2 separate regions of the Mus musculus genome follow, and region 1 is linked to region 2. A link is a loop called in an ENCODE intact Hi-C map of the cell type or tissue named here. Cell type or tissue: heart. All regions are shown on one strand.

Evidence for each region. Peaks named below come from ENCODE experiments on the same cell type or tissue, not always from the same donor. Only the 100,000 strongest peaks of a DNase experiment are listed, where the experiment ranks them.
Region 1: a loop joins it to region 2, with 2.2 times the contacts of the local background. A loop is called at or near these places in 16 of 42 quality-filtered maps.

Annotation. Positions count from the first base shown.
Region 1 is chr6:31,216,547-31,224,546 of GRCm38, forward strand. It overlaps Lncpint (long non-protein coding RNA, Trp53 induced transcript), which reads right to left and starts at 1,928. Exons shown (of 4, transcript NR_110471.1): 1 at 1,528-1,928. It overlaps 2210408F21Rik (RIKEN cDNA 2210408F21 gene), which reads left to right and starts at 3,805. Exons shown (of 6, transcript NR_040262.1): 1 at 3,805-3,973. In heart, no CTCF peak of the experiment used is centred here; DNase peaks (open chromatin) are centred at 295, 865, 1,875, 3,815 and 3 weaker places; H3K4me3 peaks cover 3,693 bases; H3K27ac peaks cover 2,885 bases; H3K27me3 peaks cover 4,266 bases.
Region 2 is chr6:31,395,247-31,403,246 of GRCm38, forward strand. It overlaps Mkln1 (muskelin 1, intracellular mediator containing kelch motifs), which reads left to right and starts at 3,582. Exons shown (of 18, transcript NM_013791.2): 1 at 3,582-3,708. The coding sequence starts at 3,611. It overlaps Mkln1os (muskelin 1, intracellular mediator containing kelch motifs, opposite strand), which reads right to left and starts at 3,527. Exons shown (of 3, transcript NR_040300.1): 1 at 3,369-3,527; 2 at 452-548. In heart, a CTCF peak has its summit at 3,552; DNase peaks (open chromatin) are centred at 3,555 and 4,545; H3K4me3 peaks cover 2,413 bases; H3K27ac peaks cover 2,286 bases.

The sequences.
Region 1 (8,000 bases), 180 kb before region 2:
TTACCGCCCGGGCTCGAGCCCTGAGCCGGAAACGGTCTCCCGGGAGCGGGCGCGTGAGTGCGCACCCACCCGCGGCGCGGCTCTGCGTGGGCAGTGAGCAAAGGGCCACGGCGGCTGCGTGTCACCCCCGTCACGACTCTTGCTACGCACTTCGCCCCCAGCCTTCAGCTCGCGAGCTGCCGCGGACCCCTCACGTGGCCGCCTCCTCCCTGACACGCCGTGCCGAGCAAGCCGTGGCTGCGGACCCAGGCGCTCCGGAGTCTTGTCCCCACCCCGCCTCGGACGTCACCCGCCTCGGACCACCCAACCCACACCTTCCGCCCCGGGCGCGCGCGGGAGGGGGTAGATAGCTCCAAGCTGTCAGAAGCCTACAGTGTGTGCCACATGACGAAGCTCGCCCTCGTCCTCGACACTCACGCAGCAGCTTCGCTGCGAGCTGAAACAGACATATTGGGGGGGGGGGACCTGTCTTGATTTTTCTCTTGGTTTTAAAAGCAACCCCCCCCATACATAAGCGTTAGACTTAGCTCTACCTACGCACTCGCTTTGCCTCCCCCATGGTCTCCTACCAAATCCAAGCGACTTACCAAATCCAAATGCCCACCCTACACACCTGCTAGGTAACCTGCCTTCTGGAACCTCAAAGCCCCACCCATCCCGCCTGTGGGGGCAACCTGTGGTGGGGGGGAGTGAGGCAACACGATTAGGTAGTGATAGAGAGGGGGGACATACAACCCCCCATCTCCAGAGCAAGAGGACGCATCCTGCTTCCCTCCGCCAAAATAATAGCCGAAGTCAAAGCTCCGGCTTCCCAGGGGCTGCCTCTCCCCCCACCTTCCCCCTAGAACCAAAACGTCGCGTCCCTCCCAACCGCTCGCCCCCAGCCCTTACTTCTTGTTGACGGCCGAGGTGGGGGGGCGTGGGAGCCATGCATGAGTTGCCTCTAGGTTCGGGATGTTGGTCTCCTCTGAGTGAAGAGGTGGGATCTCGAAATGGAAACAGTCCTCCCTCCCCCCCCCCAACCCCCCCCCGCCGGTCCCTCCCCTCCTCCTCCTCCTCTTCGTCTGTTTACCTCAAGTTTGAATTTTATCTGCGCAACATTAGCTGGAATGCGGACATTGAAAAAAAAAAAAAAAACCACTCGCTCTCAACCCGGCAGCAGCTCCGGAGGAGCCATGTGGCATCAAGCCACCGCAAAGGGGAAAAAAAAGTGCTCTTAGCAACACAAACATGGCGAAATAGCTCCGACATGCCCGTTTCACGCAGCAACCCTACCTTCCTTCGCTCACCCGCCGAGCATCCTGGCCCGCTGCCTCAGGCCCCTTGTGGGGGACCGTAAGGGGGCCCCGGGGACTGCGAGGGTGGACGTCAAGAGAGTCCACCGGGAAAATAGCACAGATGACGCGCCAACCCATCTGCCTCACCGAGAGTGCGGGGACGCTTTTTCCACCCCCAAGGTGGGAGTTGAGCACCAAATCCTGTCCCCAAGTCCTGCTGGACCCGTTTTCCCCACCCTAAAGAACTTACCTTGAGGCTGAACACTACACCGCTTTGCTCTCTTTTCTGGTTCCTTCCTCTGGAGTGAGGAGGAAAATGATGCGCACGTAGATTCCGAGAGCGTATTCTTCTAGAATTTTCCCATGATGGTTGGTGGGGAGCGATGGGGACTCTGAGACAGGTGCGGGGCTGCCGGCTAAAAGTTGCTCAGCGCACCACGGTGGGCGACAGGGTCCCCGGAGCGGGCGGAGGACCCCCACTCTCTGTCCCTGGCGTCGCCCACTTGTCACGCCAGGCTGCTGCGTGCGCTCGGCTGCAGAGGAGGTGGCGTAGTTTCTCTTTCTCCCACCTCTTCTCACTTGTTTTGTAGCCGTGGGCTCCCCTAATGCTTTCCTCTCCACAATGTTGTTTCATTATATCATGTCCATCATGTGACACCGGAGAGGCCTCTCTATGGAAACTTAAAGGGGCTCCCACGTGACTGCAGCAGCAACAACAGCAGCAGGACCGCCGGCGGCGGCGGCGGCAGCATTTGTACCACCACCCACCAGGAGCCCCTCGAAGCATCCCGAAGGGGCTTGTGGCGCTGCGAAAGCCCAGATAAGGGAGCCACTGCATCCGGGAGCTATGGCGTCGGTGCGTGCGTGGAGCCAGTGCTCATTACACAGCAAGCGGAACAGGAGCGTCCTTAAATCCTTTCCTGCAGTCACCAAGCCCACGCTCTGTTAAAATGACATTTCGTGGTTCCTACTTTATTTTCCCCCAAGAGCTGTGAGTTCCCTATCAGGCCTGATTAAATTTTACAAAGTCAAAAAGAAAAGCCAGATTTGCCCTCTCAGTGAGCTCACTCGCAGATCGTTGGTAGAACAGAAATGCCCAGAAAATAACAACCAGAACCGGGCATTTGGTCCATAATTACCATCACTACCAGTTTCGGAGCTTTCTGGAATTACATTCCTCCGGTAACTGTTGATGATGCTCTCAAGAGGCAAAATGCAAGGCAGTTTTTCTCTTCCGCGGCTATATTAGGGCTTTGTTGCTGACAACAGTAAAAACTTGTTTGTGTCAGGAAGTGAGGTATGAAGCCATGACCTGTAAGGTACAGACAAAACCAAAGTGGCAGTTTGGGCACTACTTTTCTGACCACATTCTTCCAAATGGTGACAAGATGACTGCCATAAAATGCGTGCTTGGTTGGAAATAAGATGATCAGGGAAACATGCTTATCCCTTAATCATACTGTGCATGCTACACACTAGAAATTATATATACATATATATGCGTGTGTGTGGACAGAGCGCAAACGTGCATTTTCCTGATATTCCAAACCACCAATTCTGTCCCCACTGCTAGCATTTAACTTAAGTATTAGCGTTTAAAGGCTTATTCGTGTCTAGTGATGTATGGAAACTAAGTTTGAAGTCCTTAGTCTTAATGACTTGCAATGTATGTGTGTGCAAGGTGTGTGGGGGGGGGGGTCTACTTCGAATCGCAATTCTCTGTCTCTACATTTTTATGTACCATGGAAAAACATCCTATAAGTAAAATCTATGATTAAATTGCTATTTTTCTGTTGGTTCACACTTTTCCGTCTTTATAAGGAAAACGGGGTTGGCAGAATTGTGGAAAAAGGATAAGAAAACACTAACTCAGTAACTGAGGAGTGGGATGGGAGAGGACCAACATTCCGGCCTGGCCTTGATTATCCGTCTCTCTCCATCACTTATGAATGCATTAGGTCTCCCTCTAATTCTAACACCCATCCTTATGGCCTTCTAACCTCAAGTCTAATTCTTTCATCCTTTTAACCCTCTTTTGCCTGGACCGCCCAGCTCAGGCTCTTTGCTTATGTACCCAGCTCAGGCCTTCCCAAATACTTAACCCCACCACCACCAGCAGCAGCAGCAGCAGGAAGAAGCAGCTGGTTCTCTTCTCAGCAACCTTACCCCCTTACCTCTCTTTGACCTCCTTTAATCTCCTCCACAGCCTGGCCCTTGACTTCACAGATTCCTCTTACCTTTCTTCACCTGAAATGGCCTGCCCTTTACTGGGGTCTCCTTTACCCCTCCTCTCTGGTCCCATCCCTTCTGCGGGCGAACCCCAGCATTCCTCCACGGCTCGGCCTGGTCAGCTTGAACCACATTTTGTCGGCTTGCCCTGGGCAAAGAGGGAGTTTATGGTGGAAAGTGGGTCCAAGACTACCCCTGGGTTAGACCCCTGCCTTGCCCCATCCGCTCCTCCCAAGCCCTGGTTGCGGCGCTTCCTGGGCGGATGGTTTGGACTTGCTGCTGCAGCTGCGGTTCTGCTGTGTCATGCAAGAAGGAGGCGGCGGCGGCGGCCGGAGCTGGAGGGGGAGGAGGGGAGGAACCTGATCCTCGGTAGCGAAGGGCTGGAGGCAAACACCGAGCTCCCCCTGAGCCGCCTGGGAGCAGGGAGGGTTCTGCTACCCTGAGGGGCCCTCCCCGCGGGGCAGAGGGTAAGTGGGGAGGCGCAGGTGGTCGCCTTGGGAAGGGAGCGCGCAGGGGGGTTAGGTGGGACGGCGGGACCGCTAGGAGCTACCCGAGCCCCAAGGAGTCAAGTGTCCGACTAATAGGAGCCCAGGCTATAGAAGAGTTGGTCTGCCAGTAGCAGCAAGAACTATTTGCCTAATGACAGTTGTCCTTAGCCACACGGTGGGTGGAGTTGTAGATCCCGAACTCAGGACCCATCTAAAGGCAATGATTCACGGTTGCAGGAACTTAATCCCAGCAGCCCTGGCGCTGTAGGACACCCTTGAAATGAAAAGGCCAACACACCCCAGGTTCCTCTAGCCTTTCTGGACTTTCTGGGTTGTCTTCTTCAAATCTAGGGGAAAGGCTGGGAAACTGGCCCAACCCCACTTTAGCCACAAAAATAACGCTCTTGGCCGGTGGCCCTAGACAAGCAGCCTCTGGTGCAATTAAACAATCAATAGGAAAAAGCCCACCCTCCTCCCTTCTTCACCAGCTCCTTCCACCAAGGTAATTCATGGGGCTTAAAGGAGAAAGAAAATGTGGTATATGTTGCCCTATCCAAGCTGTCAGTCAGTCTGCCACTACACAAATGGCCACCTGTACACTCCAGGGTTCACCCTGCCTTCAGAGGGATGCTTGTGAGAGACACAACAATACTGCTCCAGGTAGCAAGAGGAGACCACCTTAAACTCCCGACAATTTCACCTCCATTGCCCCTTCTCCCCCCTCCCCCGCCCCCCAGGGGAATTGGAAACCTAGACTTGAGAGCAATGAACTGTAGAGACAGGCTGGGCACATAGGAACACTGCTCTTTCACCTGCCCGCAGTTCTCAGGACAGCAATTATTGTTATTATTATTATTATTATTATTATTATTATTATTATCTTATGTTCCTTTCCATGTCCCTCCTGGAAATCTCAAGAAGCACTTTCTGGAACGTTTTAATGTCAGTCGTACATTTAGAAGTAGGGGTTGAGGGGATTAACGGAAAGGCTAATGACTGTCTCAAAAGCACATGCGGTTGCTAGGGAACTCATGCTCGTCCCTGCTCTCTAATCACCAGTGCGTTCCAGGGAAATCAAACTGCTCGGGGTGTTATTAAAATGAACGGCATTTGGTTGAAGGCTTCTTTGCTTATGTTGTAGCATCCTGGATTGTTATCGATTGCCTCACACCCACATACCTTGTTTTCCTAATTTGATTTCTGTATTTGCGTCACTGCCAGGGACACTCAGACTAGACCAGTCAGGTTCACTTCCTGTTTCTCAGAACTGGTTTATATTTGGTCTCTGTGCTCTAGCTGGTAAGACATTATCACGCTGATCCTCTTGGAAAGGAATCTTTGCTTTCCGTTGACAACAAATTATCCCAATTAAATGCTAATTCTCGTGGAAAACGTCATTGTAGGAGGGTTAAGGCACTACTGGGATACTTTATTAGCCATTTGAGAAAGCCATTCTTAACATGTAAAGCAAGAAAAACCCATCCCCCCTCCTGCCCCCCCCCAAAAGAAACTTCATTCCCCAGCTTTGGAACTAAAACAAACTCAAGAAGAGAAAATATTTAAATATGATGTTTCCAAAATGAAGCATACAGAAGTACACATTGAAGCTGGAGGAATCATTTGACTAAATAAGGCGTAGAATTGAATTCATTCCAGGCCCAGGAAGGACAAATAAGCGTGGGTTGGCATTGTGGCCCGGAGAGTACAAAGTGTGACTGAGAGGCTACTTTACAAATAGGAAATCCCATCACCTTGTGAACTAAATGTCTCCTTTACTGATTCCCCTATGTCCCTGATAAGGCAGCCTTGCTTTTTATATTTTTGCTTCGAGTTCCTTCCTCTTTATAACAAGAATATCACCAAGGCAATAGCAGAAAGATAAGACTATGTAAATAAGTAGGTTCTGATGGAGATAATTTGTTTGATGAAAAATAAAGCACACATGGCATTGAAGAAAGATTGGTTTCCACTTCGGTGCACAGAGGTGAGCTTAGGGCAGCCATCTTGGGTCTTTGCATGTCCGTATCCCAATGGAAGCTTCTAGAGATCTCAATGTTGATTTCAATTTTAATTTTTAGCTGTTAGATTTTTTTTTAAATGTACATTGGTGTTGTGCCTACATGCCTGTCTGTGTGAAAAGACATGTATATCTGCATAAGGGTGTCAGATCCCCTGGAACTAGAGTTACAGACAGGTGTGAGTTGCCATGTGGGCTCTGGGAATTAAATCCGGGTCCTTTGGAAGAACAGCCAGTGTTCTTAGCCACTGAACTTTCTCTCCAGCCCCTAGCCTTTAATGCCTAGCTATAAAGATTGGGAATTTGGGGTGTGGGGTGCTCATGTAAAAGGTGATTTATTGTTAATACATTGAGTTTTAATGTCAGTTGCCACATAAGTAAGATCTACCTTGTTTCCTATGCATTTCTTCTCTCTTCGTCTTGTAGTGGTATAGAAGCAACAGACTGAAAGGTGCAAGAGTTTGTGAGACTAAAGACCTCAGTTAACTCCAGATGCAATTAACCCCTAATGCCTCCATCATCAAAGTGGAGGGATGATGGAGGAAGGATATTCAAAAACAGTTATCCATTGGATCCTGATGAAGCCAAACATCTATCTGTGCACGCTTTAATTAGCAACAGATAGAAACACACCCAGTTGTAATGTAGAACCCCTCAAATTCAACACATTAAAAAGAATAGTGTGGAGAAATATGAGATTTGTGCTGGAAAGAAAAGTCCTGACTTTGAAACCCAACTCTGTTACTCAATTCATTATTGAGTGCTTGCTGTGGCCCTAGAAATACAAGGATCAATAAAACACGGCTAAGATGGCCTGCAGGATCTTCTACCGTGAGGAGGCACATGAAAACACAGTCAGTCATACAGTAGTGAGATGACATATACAGGGGAACTCAAAGGAGGTGCTTAGCTACAGAAGTGAGCAAACCAACCAGAAAAATATAATAAAGGGAGGGATATTCCAGGCCCACCCCACTCAAAGCACTGTATGTCAAGAATTTAAGATTTAAAAAGCACATTCACGGAGCTGAGCCTAGAGGATGGTGTCCAGCAAGTAAAAGATGCTCCACAAATATTTACATCACATGAATGCATAGCAGAAGTCTGGAAAGATAAGCAGGCTTCTGTGTAGTGAAAGGCTTTGTCTTTCAAAGACGTTTGGGATTACTCTAAAGCCAGTAGAAAGCTGTTGGTTAATATATATTGCGTATTTATGTGTACCCGAGTGTATGGATGTACACCACTTGAATGTAGGAGCCAGAGGAGATCAGGAGATGGTGTTAGGTATCCATGGAGCTGAAGTTACAGGCAGTTGTGAGCCACCGTGTGGGTACTGGGAACCAAACTTGGGTTAATTTAAGTTAATTCATTTTAAGGAACACTCTGACATAATCACATGGCCACTTTAGAAAGTGGCATACTTTGATAGTGACACTGTAAGCCAGGGGATTCGTTAAAAGTTTGTCTCGGAATCACAAGAAAAAAAGGGGGAGGGAGAACCTCTTAAACGAAGGCAGCAAGAAAGGAAATAGAGAGAGAGAAAGGATTCAATAAGTAAGGCAAGTGATTCTGATTATTGATTGTCTCTGCATGATTGAGAGATGGTGGGAGAATTATGATTTAGGTAAACAGGATGACAGGATGGCAGGATAGTAGGAGTATCAGTCACCAAGAGAGAGACCTTAGGAAGAAAAGTAGGCCACAGAGAGCAGGACCTTAGCTTAATTTTAAACCTACTGAGGTGAAGTGCCTGTGGGATATCAGAGCGAAGCTGGGTGCTGCTTACCAGAGGAAGCTGAGACTCAGGAGACATCTGTGTTAGCATCATCAGAGTAAGTGAGAGTCCATAGTTGTTCATGGAATCCCCCAAAAGAGAGGGTGTAGAGGACAAGAAGAGTCATAGCAACACCATTGAAAAAGGCAAGGAAGGGCAGGTGCAGGGACAGAATAGAAGGTAGAAGCAACAGGAGCTGCGGGTGTTAGATGATT
Region 2 (8,000 bases):
GAACCAACGAGGGTCTGCGTGTACCACCGAGAGCTGGGGCTCTTTGGCTAAAGCATTGCATCAGTCAATGATGCTTTAAAGGCCTGGAATTTTTCAAAACCAGTCTTTTATAGTGGTTGGCTCTTCCTCATCACATATAGGCATTAGCTCAAATATTACCTTTTTTTTTAGGGAACCTGGTCAATTTAAGAATTACTCTAGACTAATCTCTTTTTAGCATGTACGACTATCTAGATGACTTATATATGTGTTGGCCGAACAGAACATGGTAGCTTTATGAAGTGCAGCCTTGTCTGGCTCTGCTGCTCACCCTGGTCTCCCTAGCATCCGGGAATGCCTGGGGCATCAGAGCTTTCCTTGATAAGTCTTCCTCTGGGGGGGGGGGGAGGGAGAGAGAGAGAGAGAAACCTGAAAACCCCTAAGATAGCGACCCTCTGGGAGAAGTACTCACACGGGCCTCTGGGGGACAAGAAGACTGGCTCACTGGGGCTGTGTGCTGCCATCACACTGTTGATCCTCCGGCTCCATGATGGTTTTATAGACCCCCTCTGTGAAGTACAATGGTACAGGGTGACTGTCTGGCTGCTGTCTGTTCCCAGGCCTCTCATGTGCATCTCTGGATACAATCCCATCACCCACAGTCATGCTCCAAGGCGGAGGAGGGTAAAGATGGACCCCTAGAAGTCTGATTTGTCAGGGATCTCCTGAGGAGTCTGCAGGTTCCTGAGTCTCCAATTTTATTTTAACATTTCTACAAATTTTGGGCTGAGTATCAACACACCTGTTTGTATTTCTGTTAACACAGGAGCACCTATTTGTGTCACAAGAAAACCGTGCTCTCCTTATGGTGAGTGGCCTCACACTGTGCTCATGTCTTAGGGACATTTACAGTGTGTGACACTCAGTTTTCCTATGTAGTACCCCAGCCTCTATCTGAAACTCAGCACAATTTATTTCTTCCTCAGTGAGCACTCACTGAGCATCTACTATGTACTAGGCTACACTCCATTGAGACTACAAACCATAGATATGACTGGGAACCGGATATGCGTGGCTCCTACCACAATGGGAGTTATCTTTTCAGGACAGAGAAACACAAAAGAACTAGAAACACAGTGTGGTGATTGTTAAACTAAGGGAGGGGAGTCCGGGGGTTAAGGGAAATGAAGAAAGTGTCAAGTGACCATAACGTAGGTGATGGGGTAAGATCTCCTGAGATAAAATGATCTGAAAAACAAGCAGGGTAGAATGTGGGGTGGGAGGTGTTCCAGGCTAGGAAGAGACCATGTCTTGAGGGCAGAGAGGATATGCACCACGGAAGTAGCAATTTGGAATGCGTGGTTAGTGTCATGGAATAGAGTGCTGGTGCGGAAGGGTGTGTGTGTGTTCGCGCACGCATGTGTAGGGAAGCAGGAAAAGGAGAGAGGCTGAACACTCATTGAAGAGCTCACTGGTAAGCCATTGATAATGGAAGGGAAGAGAAAGCCACAGAGGAGCTGAGCATGGTGACCCCCGTCCTCAAGAGAAGCAGAGGTAAGAAGTACTCTGCAAATTCGAGGCCAGTTAGGTTTACGAAGTAAGATTCTGTCTTGAAAACAACAACCATGACAGCTCTCCCCTCTCAAACAAACAAACAACTGCAGGAAAGTCTAACACTTGAGAAGAGTTGGTTTAAAGCTGCATGGCGGGTGAGGTGAGGAGAAGCACCGAGTAAAGCTGGGAGCTGGAGAGTGGCCTCCCCAGGGAAGGAGGAGGTCATGCCAATGGTCATGCCAATGTCCAGTGCCAAACAGTCACACCTGAAAACGTAACTCAGGTAACATTATACGGACTCAACCGGTTATACTGGAGAATAAATATTTATATACAAGTACATATATGCAATAACAATTAATGAAAAAGGGGCCATAAATTTGAATAGTAGGGACAGCTATATAGAAGGTTTGGAGGAAGGAAAGGGATGGGAGAAATACTGTAATTGAATTACAATCTCAATAAGAAGAATTGGTTTATATCTGTTTTTCACATTATATAGTTGATCAGGAACTATACAATTCTCTGCCTGGAAGAAAAACAACAACAACAATAACAACAACAACAACAATGACTTACTAAGATCCAAAAAGAAGAGGAATTAGCAAATTGTGGGTCCTCTAACTGGAGTGAATCCCCATCTTATCTTCTCCCTTTTAGAAGACAATCTTTCCCTCCAAGATAATTTCTCTGTAACTAACTTCCTCCATGGTAGGCAGTTATCTAACTGAAGTCAGTGGGGTTAGAGCATTACCTCAGGGGTCATTACCTCAGGGGTCATTACCTCAGGGGTCAATACCTCAGGGGTCATTACCTCAGGGCTCATACTCATTCCCAACAAAGTCTTAAACACTGAGTATACTTGTGGTCTAGCTGACATTGCTAGTGGTATCATAGTAGAGGCTACTGCTAAAATTTCACCAATGGAAACGAAGCCAATAAAGAATTGGAGAGATTTGATGGGCCGGTTAACGATCATAATCAAAAAGAGTAAAACTATTGGATCATTTATTGAGATACTCTTTGCTTGAGTTTTTAATATCCTCTGGTTGACACAATGATGCAATCCAAACTTCCAGGAGTCCAACCTCTTAGGCAGGGAGTGACACGATTTTGGGTGATGCCGCTAGGTAAGCAAGGGCATATTTATAACCCTGACAAACAGGTACTAGACAGGAGCATTATCTAACTTTGCCACCTATTTAGGCCAGATGTTCCTTTTGTGATAAAAAGCTGGAATGATGCCTGCTGTCAGGCTTCATGAACAGTATGTATGTTGGAGGTGGGTGGGGTGTACTCATTATTCCTTCTGAAGAAGACGCGATCTTTTCTCAAACATCTCTCTCTTTCCAAACATTTGGGCTAAATTTATGTTAAAATTCAAAGCAAGCAGATTTAATGCCGGAGACAAATGATGGCACACAACTTTCCAACTCTGAGCATCTTCCTGGTATGTGGGCGAATGTCATTTCTGGGTACAACGATGCCATCAGAATATTAGTAAGAGAGGCCGACAAGAAATGTTTACAGACTGATAGCAGAACACACTAGCTGTTCCTTTATCTTGCCTCCACCTGACCCTTGAACACGGTGACAAGGACATTTTTACCCCAGGTCAACTGCAGAGACAAAGGCCATACGTTATTATTGCACTTCAATTCTCCTCACCTCTGTTTCCGGAGAGGATTTATAAACAGGCTAGAGCAGTGGTTTCCAAAGTAGGAAAGATGGAAAGATATTCCCTTCCCAAGCTCATCGAATTTTCCCTTCCTATTCTAGGAGACGTTTCTTTCTTTTTTTTTTTTTTTTCAAAATGTCCTTGGCTTTGTCTTTACCTGAGCTTGTATGAAAAGTCCTCTGTGCCACTCCTCTGCCAGCCTCACAGGAAAGGAAAGCCTCCCTGGGAGGGTCAGCTAGGAAAGGACAGCGTGGGAAACCCGAGGAAGCGGCCTCCAAGCAGCCAGTGCCGGCCCTGCGCGGTCGGGTTCCCGGCGCGGCCCCTTTAAGAGCAGGCCCCGTCCCCGCCCTCCTCCTGGCGGGGCTGGCGCTCGGTGGTGGCCGCTACGGTGCTGACAAGATGGCGGCTGGCGGGGCTGTTGCTGTGGCGCCGGAGTGCCGGCTTCTGCCCTACGCGCTGCATAAGTGGAGCTCCTTCTCCTCCACCTACCTTCCCGAGTAAGTGCGGGGCCCCGCGCTCGAGCTGTCGGAGCCGCTCGGTGAGAGCGCGGCCCGCCAGAGCGTGCGGTGTGGGGAGCGGAGCCGAGAGAGGCCCAGGCGGGGCCTGTGACGGGGAACGCGCGGCCTCCGGAGCTTCTCAGTGCGGCGGCCGAGTGCTCCGGCCTGGCGGGCCGAGGCCGGGCTGAGGGCCCGGGAGCGAGCTCCGGGTGGCGGCGGCGAGGCGGGCTTGCGCAGCGGGAGGTGAGGCGGAGCGGAGCGGGGCTCCGGGCCCGGGCCGCGGGCGAGCCTCCCCCGCCGTCGGAGGTGGTCAGGGCGACGACGGGGGCCCGGTCCTTCCCGGACGGCTCGGACAGCGCCGGAGTTCCTGAGCCCGCAGTAAAAGTGCTTAGCTCTGCACGAGTGGCGAGAGAAGTTGGGGAGTCCATCCGCACCCTGGCGAGAACTTGGAGGACTGGCAGAGGGGTGTCTTGGCTTTTTTTGGACGGGGGGGGGGGCTGGAAGTTCTGAAAAAGATAGGGAAGGAGGGCAGGTCTGGGGGCGTGCGGCTTGCCCGAGGGCACCACCAAGTCAGCAGAAATGGCCTTAGGAACACAACGAGGAACGGGTGCAGTTTTCCGTTGCTATTCGAATAAAATTGCTACATCTCCGGAGTGTCCTGAACAGGGAGTGTGTTCCATTCGTATTTTTAAAATTCCTCCCGTTTGTTCAGATTGGATTTCTCGAGTCCAGTCGGTCAGGACTCTGGAAGTTGAAGCTGCGGGTGAAGAGTCAGCCTCCGCGGACTGCCCACCTGCCCTCCTCCTAGTCACCAGGTCAAGGGTTGGCACTGAAGCCTTGTAGCTCCCGCCCAATGAAGGCTGACCTGTGGTCTGATCTGGCCGGTTGTGGCCTGTTGATAGCTGGTACATGGCCACATCTCTGATTGATATTGGAACCCAGCTTTTAATTTGAGGGTGAGCTGGATAAGCACCGACCTTCATTTGAAGTGGACTTGTGGCTGTTCATTCTGTAAACCTCTGTTTTTTTGTTTTTTGTTTTTGTTTTTTTTTGGTAGTTTTTTCTTTTGGAGGTGTGTGTGTGGTTGTTTGTTTTGGAGGCCTTTTTAAGGTTGTTTGTTTTGACTGACTCCTTTGAATCTGAAGATAACATTTTTTTTTGTGTCTAGGTTAGAGAGTTGGTGGTGTGTCACTAACTACCTCGAATGACTTTTTCCACCCCCAGGTCTTTGGTTAGATAACTTACACTTTAGGTTGTCTGCCATCGCTTTACCTTCTGGTGTAGGCATGAGACTGGGATAGCCCAAATCCCAGTTGCATTACCTGTTGTATGGGCATGTTAAGGAGAGAGGCATTTCTAAAAGGAGTCTTGATCTGGTGGGATAGTGGTTTTAGTCAGCCTCCAGTTTGGAGTGGGGACAGCACCTGCTGTTCCAGTTGGACTGCAGCTGGAAGAAGCCATTGCTATAGCTTCCTTAAGGCCACAGAGAAAACAGTTTATTTGCACTTAGTACTTGCACTTAGTGTATCTTGTTTAACCACAAAGACATTTCAAACATATAGTATAGTTTTAATTTTAAAGCCCTTTAGAGTTAAGCAGTCCGGAGTGAAGGAGTGCAGATGAGCATTAGGAAGCTTGGGTTTGAGAACTTTGTTAGGCAGGCTGGTGTGTGTCTGCCTTAGTTGTAAAATTCTTGGTTCTGAACTTAGGTTAGCAAGTATACGTCTTTGTATGACAGGAAGTTTAAGAAAGAGATTGGTTTCCCCGCCCCCTAAAATGACCTCTAATGGGGTGAAACAGTGGAAGGTATTATGAAATGTCTCAAGCAGGTGTGATTTTTTTTTAAGGTCTAGCCAGCTATTTGTTGAAATTGTTCAGCAAAGAACAAATATTTATTGATAGAAATCTAGGCATTTTGGGGTGATGGTAATAATTACAAAAAATGGCAATTACTTATGCCTTTCACATGCTAATCTTTATGAATACTTCAAGTGTTTTAGCTCATTTAAACCTTAACAGTCTTCTAAAGAATCCCAAAAAACTGGGCATGGTGTTGGGCCTGGATGGAGATGCCTGTAATGCAAGCCCTTAGGAAGCAGAAGCAGGAGAATGACAAGTGTAAGGCATCCTGGGCGACATAGTAAAGTAAGGCCAGCCTGGGCTGTGAGATCTGTGTTGTCACCTGTGACCTCAGATCTCCATTTTCCAGATGAGCAAACAGGGATGAGAGGTTCAAATTTGCCTCTGGTCATCCACCTAGGTGAGGACAGAGCTGAATCCAGAGGACCTGCTCCACAGTTCTCCACCCAGTGTGCTTTCTTGACTGCTTTTGTCTGAGGGTTTGTAGAGATTAGAGGGGATTCTGTTAAAGGCGCTTGTGTTAAGTTGTTTATAGACACATACCGGCTGGAGAGAGTTTGTGAACAAGCTTGAGGACCTGAGTTCAAATGCTAACATAGACAGTCTTCAGTCTTGTATGGTGCACTTGTGACCCCATTGCTCTTGGTGGGGTAGAGACGGGAGGATCCCTGGGGCTAACTGGGTACCAGCTTCTAGGTTCAGCGAGAAAAGGAACAAGGCAGAGAGTGATAGAGTAGGCTACCCTGGGTCCTCCTCTGGCCTCTCGGGTGCACAAACACAGTTATCTCTGTACACATAGGTGCATATATACTACATATGGCTAGAACCCTCCCTCCCACCCCCATGAAGTCATGAAAAGGATTTCAATCTCAGATTTCTTTCTAGGACTTCTATTTTTTTTCTAATGCAAAAAAAACTATTTGGACCTTAAAATGTTAAAACAGGTCTAGTTAAAGATCACACTTTTTTTTTTAAGTTTAATGCTAACACATTGGCCTTTTATTTTTCAGTGTGTTTAAATGGATCTTCCTTTATTTTACTTTTTCTTCTGAAATGTATTCCTAATTTTGGAATTAAGAGAGGTACATGTAAGTGACACATGATATGATAACATACTACATGTAAAACCATTTTATAAATCATTGATCTGTATTCTTGACTGTTTATTGTTGTAGGTTATAGCGATGCTGGTGATAGTTTGTTGGGTGTTTGGTGTTCCTGAGCTGCTTTGTTCATATAGTGTTTTTATTCTTAAGCTCAGTGTGCAGTGAGCTTCCTATGTTCTGCAGCTGAGGAAGCTGAGGTCAATATGTATGGACTTGCCCACAGCATACAGCTTTCCAGGGGCCTCTTACACGTTCTTATTTTAAAACAACTCCACCAATAACAAGCAATTATTAAGTGTCTTCTGTTCTCAGATTGTTCTGTGCAATTAGATATGTTTAGTATTCGCCCCAACTCCAGTATGAGTGTGATATTATATTTTACAGCTAGGGAATGGAAGATTTAGAGAGGTTAACTAGTTTAGGTCTGGGGTCTAAGAGCATTGGAGAGAGGACTCTGGTCCCGGGCTTTCTGACTTCCCTTCACAAGCTCCGTGAGCTGCTTCACTGTGTGATATGGCTGCTCTGTGCTTACAGACAGGATTTGCTTGGGTCACTTCTCCAGCTCTGCACTCTGTAGCACACAGCTTGGCTTCTAGGCTCATCTACCTCCGCTCCATTGCTCTTGTTGATCTTGGTGGACATCCCATGGTACTGGCATCTCCAAAACTGCTGGGGTCTTGCTGCAACTAGACTACACTTTAACAACTAGCCTCTCATAGGCTCTCTTCATGGTGCCAAGCCTCAGCTGCTCTCATGACCCCTTCATGTCTTCAATCTAGGGTCTAGGGTGACTCTTACACAGTCTGGCCACCAACATGAGATTCTTCCTTGGCTGTCTCTGGAACACAGCTTCTTTGTTCTCTCAGAAATTACTTCCCAGAAGATTTCACTCACTGATGCTGGTCTTTTCTTAATCACCGCTAATTTCTTAGCTCCAGCTAACCAGCATCACTTGTCCCTGTGTGTGCTAGGCAAGTCCTCTTTCATTGAGCTACATCCCTGGTTTTATTGGTTGTTAATATTTTCTTTCTTTCTCTCTCTCTCTCTCTCTTTTATAACAGAGAGGTGTACCTCGGTAATTCTGTGGTTATGAATCTGAATTTTTCCTTTTAGTTCTTTAAGAACTGTATGTTTTGAAGTCATTACTAGATGTATACAGACTTACAGCTTTATCATTCTAGTAAATTGGGCCTTTGAAAGTTATAATATGTCCCTTTTTATCTCTAATAATAACATGTGCTTCTTGCCTTTACCATCTACTTGGTGTAGTTCTGTCTTCCTTACTTGAGCTACTTTTTGTTGGTTGTAGCCTTTGCTTAGTTTTTC